2 separate regions of the Homo sapiens genome follow, and region 1 is linked to region 2. A link is a contact called in ENCODE Hi-C or POLR2A ChIA-PET data. All regions are on one chromosome and are shown on one strand. Each heading gives the region's core, a stretch centred on a gene start or an enhancer-like site at or near the end of the contact. The rest is flanking DNA. Distances are from core to core; before and after follow the strand shown.

Region 1 (7,238 bases), core at 4,335-6,834, 110 kb after region 2:
GGCCACACAAGTGGCTAGAAATGTGGCACGATTAAAGTGGTCTAGGAAGTCCCCTTCCCCAAATAAACAACTGGCCCCATGCACTGCCCAGAGTGCCTGACTTTGCTTTTTCCTTATGCCTGAGTCCCATCATTAGAAATGTCTGCTGGCCGGTTCACAATTGTAAAGATATGGAACCAACCTAAGTGCCCATCGACCAATGAGTGGATAAAGAAAATGTGGCATACATACACCATGGAGTACTACTCAGCCACAAAAAGGAACAAAATAATGTCTTTTGTAGCAACTTGGATGGGGCTGGAAGCCGTTATTCTAAGTGAAGTAACTCAGGAATGGAAAACCAAATTCTGTATGTTCTCACTTGTAACTGGGAGCTAAGCGATGGGTACGCAAAGGCATACAGAGTGGTATAATGGACACTGGAGACTCAGAAGGGGGAGAGTAGAAAGGGGGTGAGGGACAAAAAAAACTACATATTGTGTACGATGTATACTACTTGGGTGAGGAGTGCACTAAAGTCTCAGATTTCACCACTATATAATTCAGCCGTGTAACCAAAAACCACTTGTACCCTAAAAGCTATTGAAATAAATTTTTTTTTTTAAAGAAAGAAGTGTGCGCAGGTAAGCCCTCTCTTTCAAATACAGACACCCTGAGAAGGGGACCATGTGGTAGTGAGTGTCTCTTCCACACCTTAATGTGAATTCGTGCAAAGAACTGGATTTTCCTAATAACTAGGTTTGGTCATCAGAACGAGGGGATGAGGTGAGGGGTTTGAAAGGGTGCTGAGAGCTTAGATGGGATGATTTCGGAACACAGATTCCTGGATGGGCGGGTCTCAGCGGGTGGGGAGAGGAATTTGAGCAGTGTAGGAAAAGCATGAAGATACCAGGGGAAAAAACGTGTGCTGCAAACGCCCGTTTCACTGCCCTCCAAAAAAACTGCCAAAGGAGAGTGGTGAAAAACCAAAGGTCAAAGACACACTCAGGGTGGCTTCATAACTTCCCAATGTCCCCATCTCCTGGTTAGAACCAATGTTTATGTATTAACTGAGGACACACACACACCCAGAGAAAGTCCAAAAAAAAAAAAAAAAAACCACATAGCAATGCCCAGAAAACTACCCCAAACATGTTCCTTTCAAAGCTGCCAACTGAGGAGCCCTCCCTGATCAGTCGGAGGCAGATCAGACCTGTTTCCTTTAATTGCAACTTCCACCCTTCTAGAATTTCTACTCCTCTGCAGGTCCAGGCCACAGAGACATTAATCCCTATTCAAGTGAAACTTCAAGGTTTTTCCTTCTATTAAAAAAATGAAAAACAAAAAACTCTCAAAACACCCCAAAGCAGTGTCTCTAATGTCACTGGTGTGTGCATTTGCCCGGAAGGGAGGGAGAGGCTCCGGGCACGGCACTGCATGGAGGCCTGGCCTCAAGTTTCCTCACCTGGCCTCTCTCTCGTTGAAAGGCAGAAATGCAACCCTTGGTCCCTCCTCCACCCCACCTCCCCACCCCCTGACAGCTTTAATAAACTGTGATTATTTCAGTCCCTACAGCACAGCTGTCCTGTGAATTGTCCAGTCAGGGTTATGGGGTGGAAGCCAAGGTCTGGAGTGTGGAGCTCAGATCTCCGAATAAACCGGCCCTCCCTTTCCCTCCTCTGCCTCCCTGCTCCCTAGCAGGTGGGAGTCAGGAGGAGGGCGGTCTCTGGCTGAGACCAGGGATGACAGAAGCATTTTCTGAGCAGCCTGCTGATGGCAGAGCCCCAGTAGGGGAGGGTAAGGGAGCAGAGCTTGCAGACAGGGTTAGGGGTGGAGTCGCCTTACCTACGTGCTGTGAATGCAGGCCTCTCCAAAATCCTCCTTCATCCCAATCAAGGAGCCCTGAAATTGTACCTCTAGAGATTAACCTCAGGCTGCTTCTCTGCTTAAAATGTGCTGGTGCATTATTTGAGGACAGAAATGGAGCTTTAGTCACTTTGTCATTTACAGGAGGTATTTGGGAAAAGTTGGTTGAATGAGTGACATTCTGGGCCGCTATTAGAAATAATAATAGAAGAAGAGGAGCAAAGCTCTGGGGGCTTTAAGGGAAGTGGGCAGGGATGACCCTGAGTGGGGAGGGAGAAGAAAGTGATGCTAGGTCAATCCTACCATATCACAGTTGTGCACACAGCTAGCCAGGGCAACAACACGGGTGATCTGGTCCTTGCCCTTGAAGAGCGTGACTGTCTTACCAAGTAACGGCCATTTGTATGACTCTGCTAATCCTCCTCCGAGAAGTTGGGAAAATTGTCCTCAACACTCAGAATGGTCAAAGCTGAACTTCAGAAACCATCTACTTAAAGGCTCTCTGAATCATTTTCAGCAGCAGAAGCCCCCTTTTATAAATAAAATTTTGTGCAGAACCAGATCCACACAGATCTGTTTTGCTTGAGCCAGCTGTGTGAATCTCTGTGGAGAACACCAGCGTAATCCATCCAACTCCCCATTTCAAGTCAGGAAATTGAGGCAAAGAGAGGTTAAAAAGTGTTCTCAGACTTCACCACAATCACCTCCAAGCACCCGGTGGCCTCCCTTGAGATTCAACTTCAGTACTTCTTGGGTAGGCATGGGCATCTATAATCTTTTATTTATTTTTATTTTTTACTTTTTTGAGATGGAGTCTTGCTCTGTCACCTAGACTGGAGTGCAGTGGTCCCATCTCAGCTCACTGCAACTCCCACCTCCTGGGTTCAAGCGATTCTCCTGCCTCCGCCTCCCTAGTAGCTGGGATTACAGGTGCGTGCCACCACGCCTAGCTAATTTTTCTATGTTTAGTAGAGATGGGGTTTCACCATATTGGTCAGGCAGGTCTCGAACTCCTGACCTTAAGTGATCCGCCCGCCTCCGCGTCCCAAAGTGCTGGGATTACAGGCGTGAGCCATGGCACCTGGCCTGAAATCTTTTAAAGGACTTTATAGGTGATTGCAACATGTAATCAGGTTTAGGAACTGCTGGACTAAGCACCATTTGATGGTGAAGAGTCCATTCATAGCAGAGCATAGTCCAGGCTGCTCTTGGGTCATACAAGCCAAATTCCATTACGATAACTTCCAAGAAGCACTGGAATTCACTTCTGGTCCTCAGGTTTGGCTACACTGAACATGATGCCACAGAATGGCTAATGACCAGGACTTAGGATGTTCTAATGAAAGGATAGTTGTTTTTTTTTTTGTGTGTAATGTTTGGTAGTCTTCAAACTAGGTGAGTTCCCCCATGCCAGTTGGCTCAAATTTGTCTTTGTTAAGAGTGTTAGTTATCCTATTCAGTCCCATAGGCATAAAACTGGGATAAAATGATTTCACTGTGGAGCTGAAATATCAGCATGAAATAGAGTACTCAGCCATACAAAGTGACTGTCTTATAGGGACATAGAGGGAAAGCTCAGTATAGAGCTCTGGGACATGCAAAGGAAACACCAGGGTGTGCAGGATGCTCAAGAGGTCTGAATGGCTCTCACTATACCTATAGAAAGCAAGCATGGCTGAGCTGATCCCAGAATATTTCCTGGCTACTGCTCCCTTGAGCATATAAACCCTTAAAGATAGGACGGCTACAATAAAAAGGCCATATTATCAACAAGTGTTGGTGGGGATATGGAGAAACTGGAACCATCACATACCTGCTGGTGGGAATGTCTAATGGTACAGCCACTGTAAAAAAACATTCTGGTAGTTTCCCAAAGGGTAACTATCAAGTTACCATATGACCCAGCAATTCCACTCCTAGGTATATACCCCAAAGAAATGAAAACCTAGGTCCACACAAAAACTTGCAAATGATTGTTCAAAACAGCATTATTTACAGAAGCCAAATATGGAAACAACCTATATATCCATCACGGGTAAATGGATTTACCCATTATGGGTAAATATAATTATGAATGGGTAAATAAAATATGGTGTATCTATACAAGGAATATTGTTCAGCAATAAAGAGAAATGAAGTACTGATGCATGCTACAAAGCTAACGACTCAAAAGTGTTAGGTTAGTTGAAAGACACTAGTCACAAAAGACCACATATTATCTGATTCTATTTATACGAAAGGTCCAGAATAGGCAGATCTATAGAGACAAAAGGTAGATTATTGGTAACCTAGGACGGCTTGGGGTGAAATGGGCAGTGACTGCTAATGGGTACAGTATTTCCTTTGGAGTAATCAAGATACTATAAAACTGATTATGATAATGGTTACACAGCCCTGCAAATATGCTAAAAACCATTGAATTTACACTTTAAATGGGTGGATTATATGCTATGTGAATTATATCTCAATAAATTTTATTGACTGTTTTATTAAGAAAAACAGAAACAAAACAAACATTAGAAAAGTTTCTGTTGTTTAAGTTCTGCTTAATAGAGGCAGCCTCTGCTAGATTTCCCTAGGGCTTATGGATGGCAAGTGTCAACAGGAGCTGAGACCACTGTCATCTCTCCAGTGACCTCTTCCAGTGGCTCCAGAAAGACCAACGGACCAACCTGTTGTCTCCAGAAACAATTTAACAGAATTGTCAGCCAGACTCCACAGCCAAGAAAGCAATAGCCCTGCAGGTATGTGTACAACGCATATGTGTAGGCAGCACAGATTTTCCTGAAGGCCAAGTCCAGTTATATGATATCATTTGGGAGGGCCACATGTACATTTGCATCTGGTTTGCATCTAATTTGGAAAAGCCGACATAGATCATGTGCCGTATTATTAGGTAATTTTTCAAGTTTGGAGTCTCAGAGTTGCTCCACTCAATTTGTTCAGTGGATGGACTCAGTTATTGACTGATGAATTACAGCTTGCTCCGGGGTTCCTGGCCTAGGAGGGGCAGCCTGTGGTCATGCAAGCTTTCCTGTTCTGTGTTCCATGCACACACAAGCCAAGCTACCATTGTGGGGCAGCTCTTATCCCATGGGGGGAACCTCCTTCTCACTAGCTGGCCTCTGGCATGGAGGAGGGAGGTGCATGGGTGCGGATGAAGTGGAAGGAGGCCCACTCTAGCTGATCCCCTTCCAAGCAAGGCCTAGATGGAGGGGGCCTTCCAAATGGAACAAAAGGGAAAATGACAGAAGAGAGCAAGCATTTCTATTTATCTAAACACAGGATCAAGATGTACAGTGGGAAAGTGAAATTATGCTGCAATTTTGAAAGTCATCCACTGAAGATAAACTCTCCCTTCAAAGGAATTACTCATTTCACTCCATCATGATACCTCAGGGTCTATCAGTATTCAAATTTATTAAGCAATAACATGCAGAATGTATGATATAAAGGGCCTGTGTCATCACACATTCCCCACGCTATTTTTTTTTTTTTTTGCTAAGTCATGAGAAGTGCAGCAAGTTAAAAATCAAACAAAAATTAACAAGCACACACACACAAGATGGAAAATAAATCCTCCGTGGAAGTTACTATGAAGCAGGAGGCTTTAGAAAGGAAAAACACAATCTCTGACTAATATGAAGGAGACTCCAAATTGCTCTTGGCAACAATCTCTCAACCCGATTCCCCTCCCTCTATTCATCTCCACAGTTCCCAGCCAAAGGAAAATAAACTGAACAGCTCTCTCCCTGGCCCAACCTGTAGGGCTGCCTGGCTGAGCAAGGGCTGAGCAAACAAACATCCCCATGCAATTATACACCTGTGTAATTGCTGTAAACACTGGGATAGCCAGCTGGGTGCTCACGGCCCTTATCAAGCTGATAATCTCAATATTGGGGGAAAATGCCTTTATTCTGGCAGCACGACATCAAGGTAGTATGCAATATGATCTTGTGACCTCAAACCCAGGATTTTTTTTTTTTTTTTTTTTTAAGAAAAGGAAGTAGAAAAAAACTATTCTTCTAGCAGAAGTCGGTAACAATTCTGGGGAAAGAAAGTCCCAGAGCATCACTCAGATGGGTAATAGTTTCAAGGCAAGATTTATCAGTTCACCTTCCTCACAAAAGTGATAGTTAATTTTAGAGGTAGTTATCTTAAACCTATTACACCATTCAGGATGGAAGGAGAGTTAACAGGCCAAACGCCCCAGATTATTTATGGCTGCTCTGTCTCAAACATCCATCCAACACCATTCTATTAGGACAGATATGTCTGGTCAGCTAAAACGAAGGAGGACAGGATTCTCAGGAAATGGCATTGTAAGTGGAGATGTAAGTGGATGAAGGGTCTTTCAGTTGAGTCCTAAAACCGCCCCGGAAGGCCAAAGTGAGCTGCTCTGTGAACCATGTACGGTCTAGAGACTTGGGTTCTAGTCTTGGCTTTGCTACCAACAAGTCCTGTGAGTGTAGACAAGCTTCCCTCCCCAAAGGTAAGGGCAGGCGCTTGAAGCTAAACTCGAGTCCTATGAAAATGCCATCCTGGCCACTGAGGAAGTGGGCAGATGCATCAGCAGGGTGACACCCTGGGACAGTTCTCAGCCCGGCCAGCACTGATCCAGAGAGAGATGCCAGTACTCTCAGAGACTGTTTGGGCCTCTTCTTGTCATCTCCAGCTGGCATGTGCCAAAAGTGCAGACTCTTCGAAACCCACAACTGTAAACCCTAAATGAATAATCTGAACAGCAGGGGCTCAAACAGCTTCCTGGGCACTTGGGGCAGAGGCTGACTGTGCTGTGTGCATTCCACTGCATCCCCTTGAACCAGGGACAAGTCCTGGTGACTGCAGCATGGAGACTCCAGTCATTCTAACTTCCCCGCTCTTTCCTCTCCTTCCTTCTCCCTCTCCTCCTCTTCATCCAGGCCTCCTGCTGCTGCTTCTCAACAGCAATGCTTCCCAGGCTCCTTCCCAGGCTCCATCTCACTTCATCCAACCCTTTGAGGGTTGCACTATTACTATTACTATTACTATTCCCATTGACAGAGGCCAGAGATCTCGTCTGATTTCAGTTACTGATGTATGCCCAGCACTTAGCATGGTACCTGGACACATACAGTAAACAATACAATAGCGTTGAATAAATGACTGATTGTTTAAAAAGAAAATGACATTAAAAAAAGTTAATATTAAGTGTAACACATACTATTTTCTGTTGTACTATAATTATACCAAGGCGATTCCTGTCTCTGCAGTTAAAGTGTAAGATTCTAAAAGACGTGGGGTACAATGAGTGGCTTTCAATCCTGCCTCTGCTACTACCTGGACAATGTATTTAACCCATTTGGGCCTCAGTTTCCCCATCTGCAAAGTGGGGCTAATGATTCATATCTGAT
Region 2 (6,769 bases), core at 1,164-3,663:
ACTCCTTCACGAGGGACCTCGTTCCTCTTTAGGGCAACTCCAGATGTTAGGAAGTTCTCTTCCTTTTTTTGGGCACCCAGTTGCCTCCTGCAATCTCTCTCCTATTGGCTTGGGTTGGCCAAATTTTTGGTGAAAGTTTCCCCTCCCCAACACACCTGTTGAAGTCCCAAGGCCTGTTCATGTATTCCTTAAGACTTCTTCTCCAGGTAAGCTGCACAGGTTTCTTTGGCCTGTCTTCGGAGGCCTCATCCTCCTTCCTTCACTCCCTCTTCCCTCCACTGGAGGCTCCTTTGCTGTCAGGACCCCACCTCCCTTAGCACCTTGGGGTCCCAGGGTGCAGGTCACACATGGCCGGGCTCCATGGAATTCCCACCTGGCCAGGGCTAGAAGGAGATTTTACTCACAGGAGATCAGGAGCACCCAGGGGTCAAGGCCCACTGGGCCCAGTTCCCTTCCCCTTCTCCATCTTCACCTATGTCACTCAGTGGACACTGACCCCCAGAATGAGGACCACATGATCCTAGAATGGCCGAGCTGAGCAGAATCTTGACGAGCAGCTGGCCTTGCATTTCTTGCACTGGGCTATGCTTACCCCTGAGCCCTCAGCCATGGGCTGGGGCCTCCCAAAGCTGTAGGGTGGCCAAGGAACAGTTCGACTTCACTAGAAGATTCTGGGGAAAAGGCAAGTCACTTAACTGGCAAGTCGATCAAAACGATGTTTTTATATTAAGACAAATGTTATGTAATAGAATGCAGAAGCATGAATTTCAAAGCCAAAACAGGAGACTTCAGAGTTTTACACTACAGATAGGTTACTTTGGGCTATTTCTTTAGTGTTCTGCCCCCAATTTGCCAATCAGCTGGCCCCCTCTGCTGAGGGGTGTTTAGATGGAGAACTTCGAGAAGCTCTGATTACTCCATTTCCTTTATTACTAGAGGTGAGGGAAGGGAAGACCAGAGTGGAGGGGTGATTAGACTGAAGACACACAGCTTGGAGGAGTCTAAATTGGAAACCCGGATCTGTTCTTTTCTCTGTACCAAGAAACGCTGCATAGACGTTGCCTACTACAGCAAGAAAGGAATCAAAAATAGAAAAGAGGCTCTGGGTTGACCCTTGGTTTTCCAGAAATGCAATTCGAAGAACAGTGTTACCAAGAGTCTGGGCTGTGGGTTGTAAGTAGAGCTGACTCCATTCAATGACAGAAGTATATTCCTTTACCTTAGGTTCTTTTAGGATCTAATGTTCTTTGGGAAAGAGGCTCAGGTGAAGAAAGGAGGAGGCCGATGCCAGCACCGGGAAGTGAGAGGAAGGAGACCCAGATAGCAGCAGGGCCAGCCGGAGCCCATTCCGGATGCCAGGCTGGGGAACTGGCAGGACTTCCCTTGCTCACACATCCTGGGGTGTAGCTGCACACGTTTGTGAACACACGCACACACACGCACACCTCGCACTCAGGCCCACAGGTGCTGCAAAGCTTAAGATCCAACCATGCCTTACAAAGCTGGAATGTAAGAGACTACTGAGAATTGAGTTCTGCCCTCCCTACCATGCAACACCCCCAGATAACTGAAACGGCAATTGGAAGGGGGAATCAATCTCACCAGGTCATTAAGCAAGCATAGCTCACTTTTACTCAAAACACTGTCCTTTAAAGTATAAAATAAGGGTCAAAGGTTTTTTTTTTTTTCTTTGTTAAGGTGTCTTTGACATTATTTTAAGTTTATGACACCCAACAATTAAAAACCTTAAGACTGGCTTGTTGCTGTCCTGTGAACTTTCAGAAGTCACATCTCACAGAAGTGCAACTCTCAATATAATTTAATCAAGTCAATTAATACTGTTTAATAAATAGGCCAGAAAATTAGCTGAGAGTTTTTCTCGGCGGGATGTGGCGTGCGACCGAAGTTATGGAAGATTGTCCCTTGAATCACTAAGGCAAACTTTGTTGAGTGTCATTTTACGTAGAGCAATCACATAAAAAAAGAGTTATAAATAGAAAAAATTCCAAAGTTCTCCCACAGACAGACAGGGAAATTGAAACATCAAAAAAAAAAAAAAATTGAAGCAAAACAAAAACACAACCACCCCTCCCCCCACAACCCATTTGCTTCAAGTTCTTGATCATACAGTACTCAACATCTTTGGATATTTTACAATGTACAATTCCAAACTGCAGCCAAGAAAAAACAGAAAGAACTAACCAGTCATCTGAAAAATTGAGTTTATAAGAAGTCATCACCTTTACAAAATAAAAACAAAAGCCCCAACACCACTGGATTCCAATTTATTCATGTTTCCTTTTTTTTTTTTTTTCCTCTCTTTTAAAGTCTGGTTCAGCCCCAATCACTTGGCTGATGGGGGGGAACACGGGGGCACGTTGGCTGGTGGACATGGGCATGCTTCAGAGAAAAGTGTCTGAAACGAAGACAGGAATCTGAGAGGCGGCTGCCCAGGCAGATGACTTCTGAGAACAGAGGGTGTGTGTAGCAATCCTGCTGGCTGGAGTGGCATCCGGTGGTGTGAAGAATCAGGGGGTCTCTTCTGGAGAGTTGTGAGAGGGACAGAGTCTGTGCTCTTCTCTGGCCTTTTTGTTTGTTGTGTTTTTGCTCAGGAAAAAGCCAAGGCAACAGGAAGAGCTGAAGTCTCTTTGTGCCCATAGCACAGGGATTGGGGACTCCAGCCCTGGGCTCTCCCTGGGGACGAACCCTCCTCCTCTCTGGGCTGCTCAGAAACCAAAGCAAACTTGGCAAGAAAAGAGAGGGGAGGGAAGGAGAGAGAAGGTCAGGAAGGCACGGGGCCAGCAGAGCCTTCCTTTTCAGGACCTGCTGCAAATTCAAGAACCAGGAGAACATGTGACAACTCTAACTCACAGAGCCCTTCAAACCTCAGAGGCCTCCACCTCCCTGCACTGAGCCCTTTTGTCAAAAATGGGGAGCCAAATACTCCCACTTCATCCCCAGAGGGAGGAGGAAGGGGTTGAGGGGGTTCTCACACAGCAAAGGGGACCATCACTAGCAATGCCAAGGCCCTGAGGAACCCTCAACTCAAAAAACAAACAGATAAACCCTAGAAACCGGTGTTTTGTCTGTTGTCAGGAATCAGGATGAGGGGAGACTGTTGCCAGGTGTTAAGAGGTGGCCCCCATCTCTTCGATGTTGGCCCTGAGAGCCCCAAGACACTGCACAGCCTTGGAGGGGGCACTGGAGATGGGGGTAAACATTAAATAGCGCCCCCAGGAGTCCAGACATGAACAGCGGCCTGCAGGGAAGGTAGGGTAGCATTCTGAGTTCGCAGAGCTACCTGTGGGCTTTGCTGAAGCTCGGAAGCTCCCCTGATGACCTGATCTCTGTCTAGTCTGGCCATATTTCTCACCTATGCTAATATGCTAATATAGAGCTGGATGTGATAAAACTAAGTCCAGAAAGATAAACTGTTTCCCCATGGACTTGGGGAGTACAAAGCTTCTACCATCTCTGTGATTCTCTGGGGGGATAGGTGTGTATGTGTTTAGAGGTGGAGGGCGGAAACCTCAGTTACCAGCCCCTTCCATAGCCAGGTGACACTGAGCTACAGAGGGCTGACCTGTCAAGGTCACAGGACAGGTCAGGGAAGAAATGGCCCGGGCCTTCCAGAGCCTGGTTCCTGACTGGTTCCAGGAGGCCTCCCTGCCAACAGAGCATTTCTTTCTATGTGGCAGGTGGGTAGTTCTCAAAAAGACCCCGGGGCCACTGGAGACTGGAAAATGAGCCCTCAGAGGAGTGTTGGCAGAGACTTTGCCATAGGGGGTGGGGCTTAACCAAGGTGCATGCCCAGCCCCTACCTCCTCCTGCTGTGGCTGGCTGGGCACCAGGCCAACCACCCCCTGACCCCTCATGACTCACCCAGCTCCTAAGTGCCCCTGGGCACCCAGTTCTTTGTGGCATGGGCCGGTGCAAGTTTCTATATGAGAGCCAGAGAGACAGGGAGGGAGGCCCGGGCTCCTGGCCTTTTGGGAAAAGATGCCCGTCTCAGACCAGCAAAAGGAGGCAGCTGCTTTAGGAGCCCGGGAAAATGCCATCACTGATAGTATTATTATTATTTTCCCATTTTCCCTTTGTGTTTTTAAAATGAAAAGTTCAGATCCATGGGGTAGGGTAGAGTGGGCCTGGAGGGAGAAGGACTGGAGGGCTGGTGGGCTGGAGCCGACAGGGACCAGCCTAGTTGTTGGCTTCGGACATGGAGGCCACGTGGTTGAGGCCGGCGAGCCCAGGGAGGCCGGCCAGGCCGGCGGCCCAAGGGTCGGGCAGCGGGAAGTAGGGCCGCGCCGCCGCCACGTTCTCGGCCAGCGCGAAGGCCAGGAGGCCCCCCGCGTTCCTCTCAGCCTCCAGCTGCGCGCGCCCGAACAGCTTCATCTGTGTCTCCTCGAACTGCCGCTCCAGCTCTTGCAGGCTCAGGGCGCCCTTGGGCGCTGCCAGGAAGTGCTTGGCGGGGCTGGGGCCCGGGAGGCACACAGCTGCGCCGCCCAGGTGGCCGCCCACCTCGCCCAGCGCAGGGGGCATCACGAAGGCCGCCTTGTCGGGGGCCGGGCCGCCGGGCCCGAAGAGCAGGCTGGCGGCCCTCCACGCAGCAGGCTTGCGGCCGCGTCGGGGCCGTGCCATGCGGCAGCTCTGGCGCTTGATGTGGCGGTGCAGGTGGTCAGAGCGCGTGAAGCTCTTGTAGCAGAACTCGCACTGGTAGGGCCGCACGCCCGTGTGGATGCGCATGTGGTTCTTGAGGTCGTAGTTGTGCACGAACTTGGCGTTGCAGTGGATGCACAGGTAGGGCCGCTCCCCTGTGTGCTTCCGCATGTGGATTTTCAGCTTGTCCTGCCTGCAATGCAGAGACTGGGGGTCAGTCCCGCAGGGAACACCAGGAGCCATTCCTAACCTTTTGCTCCCCCTTTCTCCAGAACCAGCCGAGGCTCCCTACTGCCATGGAGTCAAACCCCAGAAATAGGTCTCATGCTAGATCTACCCTCAACTGCTGCCCCACCTTAGACAGGTATGGTTACTCACCTGGATTAAAGGGATGCGGAAAAAGCAGTGTCCTGAAAGCCCCACTCCCCCAAACTCCTTTTATACCCGAGCTCAGAGTCATGAAACTCCCACTCTATTAGGGGTTTATCTCACATACTGGGAAGATACTTCGCCAGAAGTCAGCATTTCTGACCTTAGTCCTCGGATAGTGCAGCGACTTCTGCTGATACTGGACTGCACTTTAATCTCATACCCACTCTCTCCAGGCAACCTTATGCTTTCCCTCCAGTTCATCTATATGCTTTGGCCCAAAGTCCCTGGTCCCATCCCAGCCCCCGGGCTATTGAGATCTGTCTGTGTTTGGCACTAATCTGGGAGGCTATAGAAGCTTGGGCACACCTTGTTCAAACCTCCTGCATGGTGGTTTCTTATCCTAAGCCTTGGGCTCTCCTCTTTGTCTGTAGACAATTTCAGGGTTTACAAAAGAGCCAGGTGCGAAAAGAATGCAGCCTAATCTAGGGCAAAACTTTGCAGGGTTTAAGTGGTATTATTCACAGGTAAGGTATGGTGTAGGGTGGGGGCGCCTGCACCTATTGGGGGTCTGGGAGCCTCTGCGCCAGCTGCAGACCCACCACCAACTTGCTGGTGACTTCAGGCAAGTTACTTAACCTCACTGCCCAGAGCTGAACCTGGTGCCAGACATCAATTCTCATTGTCCAGGGCTCATGGAAAGAACCTGGGTCTGTGTGAGCTAGATTCCACACACCTCCTGGTGGTCTTGACAGGAAAACTGATATCAGGGGGTTGTTTTCATAAACACTGAGCATTGGGTAAACCAGCTTAAGGTGGCTGAGGTATAGGCAGCTGGGCTGCAAGAATTCCTCTTGGGATAATTCGCAGCCTTCCCCAGTGGGGCCATAGGGGCCAGGAAGCTCTGTGTCTAGTCTCCTACTTCCTCCCTGCAGGTGTGGCTTGGGTGGAGCATCTGCCTATAATTTCAGGCTCTGCTTTGAGGTTAGAACAGATGTGGAGTCCAGGTGTCCTCCCTAAGATGGCCAGATTTAAACCCTGTTTAACGTAATCCTAGGACAGCAGGTGCAGGTCCTAGGCTCCTGGTGTCTCCTGGCCACTAGAGGTCTCACCAGCTCTCATTTTCAAAATGGTTCTCCAGGGGCAGAGCAGGAGAGAAAAGGACATTCCCATGAATACTGGCAGGCACTGTGAGAGGAGGATCAGAGAGGACAGATCCAGTCCTCCCACCTGTGCTCACAGGAAGGCTGGAGAGCCCCTGGGAGTGAGGAGAAGGGAAGTGGGGTCACCCTCTTCCCCTCCACATCCCACTGCTCCTGCCTTTTTTCAAACCCACCAGCCACCCCTAGGCTACATAGTACTCTGCTGTGATATCCCACCCCCTACCAGCATGCTGTGGTCTCTGTAACCCAGATTTCACCTAGATGATTGGATTTTTGAGGAGGAAGGGACTTCAGAGACCATTTAGGCCAGTGGGTCTCAAACTTAAGGATGCATTCGAACCATAATCAGGACTCAATAAAACAGTGCTGGGCCCTACTCCCAGAGAGTCTGATCAGTAGGTCTGGGATAGGGGAGAGGGACAAAGGATTTGCATTTCTAACCAGTTGCCACATGCTGGTGGTGGTGGTGGTCCGTGGACCCCACACTGAGAACCACCGGTCTAGGCAAAGCCTCCACTATGTAGGTGGGCAAACAGACCCAGCTGGGGAACTTGCCAAACTCACCCAGAGGGTCATGGCAG

What was found. Hi-C counts contacts between places; a loop is a spot of excess contacts on that map. ChIA-PET counts read pairs that join two places held with the same protein, here RNA polymerase II (POLR2A). Pooled maps may share reads with other maps.
Region 1: a loop to region 2 is called in a pooled map, with 2.5 times the contacts of the local background. The contact joins two enhancer-like sites. A Hi-C loop is called at or near these places in 4 of 168 maps with a recorded cell type or tissue (PC-3, adrenal gland, heart left ventricle and 1 more) and 6 of 50 pooled maps. POLR2A ChIA-PET finds 5 or more read pairs at or near these places in 1 of 52 experiments (SK-N-SH).

The regions. Positions count from the first base shown.
Region 1 is chr18:48,128,272-48,135,509 of GRCh38, forward strand. The region is part of intron 3 of ZBTB7C (zinc finger and BTB domain containing 7C); the gene reads right to left. Among named protein-coding and RNA genes, the nearest start is that of ZBTB7C-AS1, 31 kb to the right of the region's middle. RefSeq lists an enhancer at 1-54. Within about 2 kb of position 5,585, at least 8 of the 41 ENCODE cell types and tissues checked have a DNase peak (open chromatin) inside an H3K27ac peak, as active enhancers do.
Region 2 is chr18:48,025,063-48,031,831 of GRCh38, forward strand. ZBTB7C (zinc finger and BTB domain containing 7C) reads right to left here. Exons shown (of 5, transcript NM_001318841.2): 5 at 1,610-4,849. The coding sequence ends at 4,198. Among named protein-coding and RNA genes, the nearest start is that of SMAD2, 98 kb to the left of the region's middle. Within about 2 kb of position 2,414, at least 11 of the 41 ENCODE cell types and tissues checked have a DNase peak (open chromatin) inside an H3K27ac peak, as active enhancers do.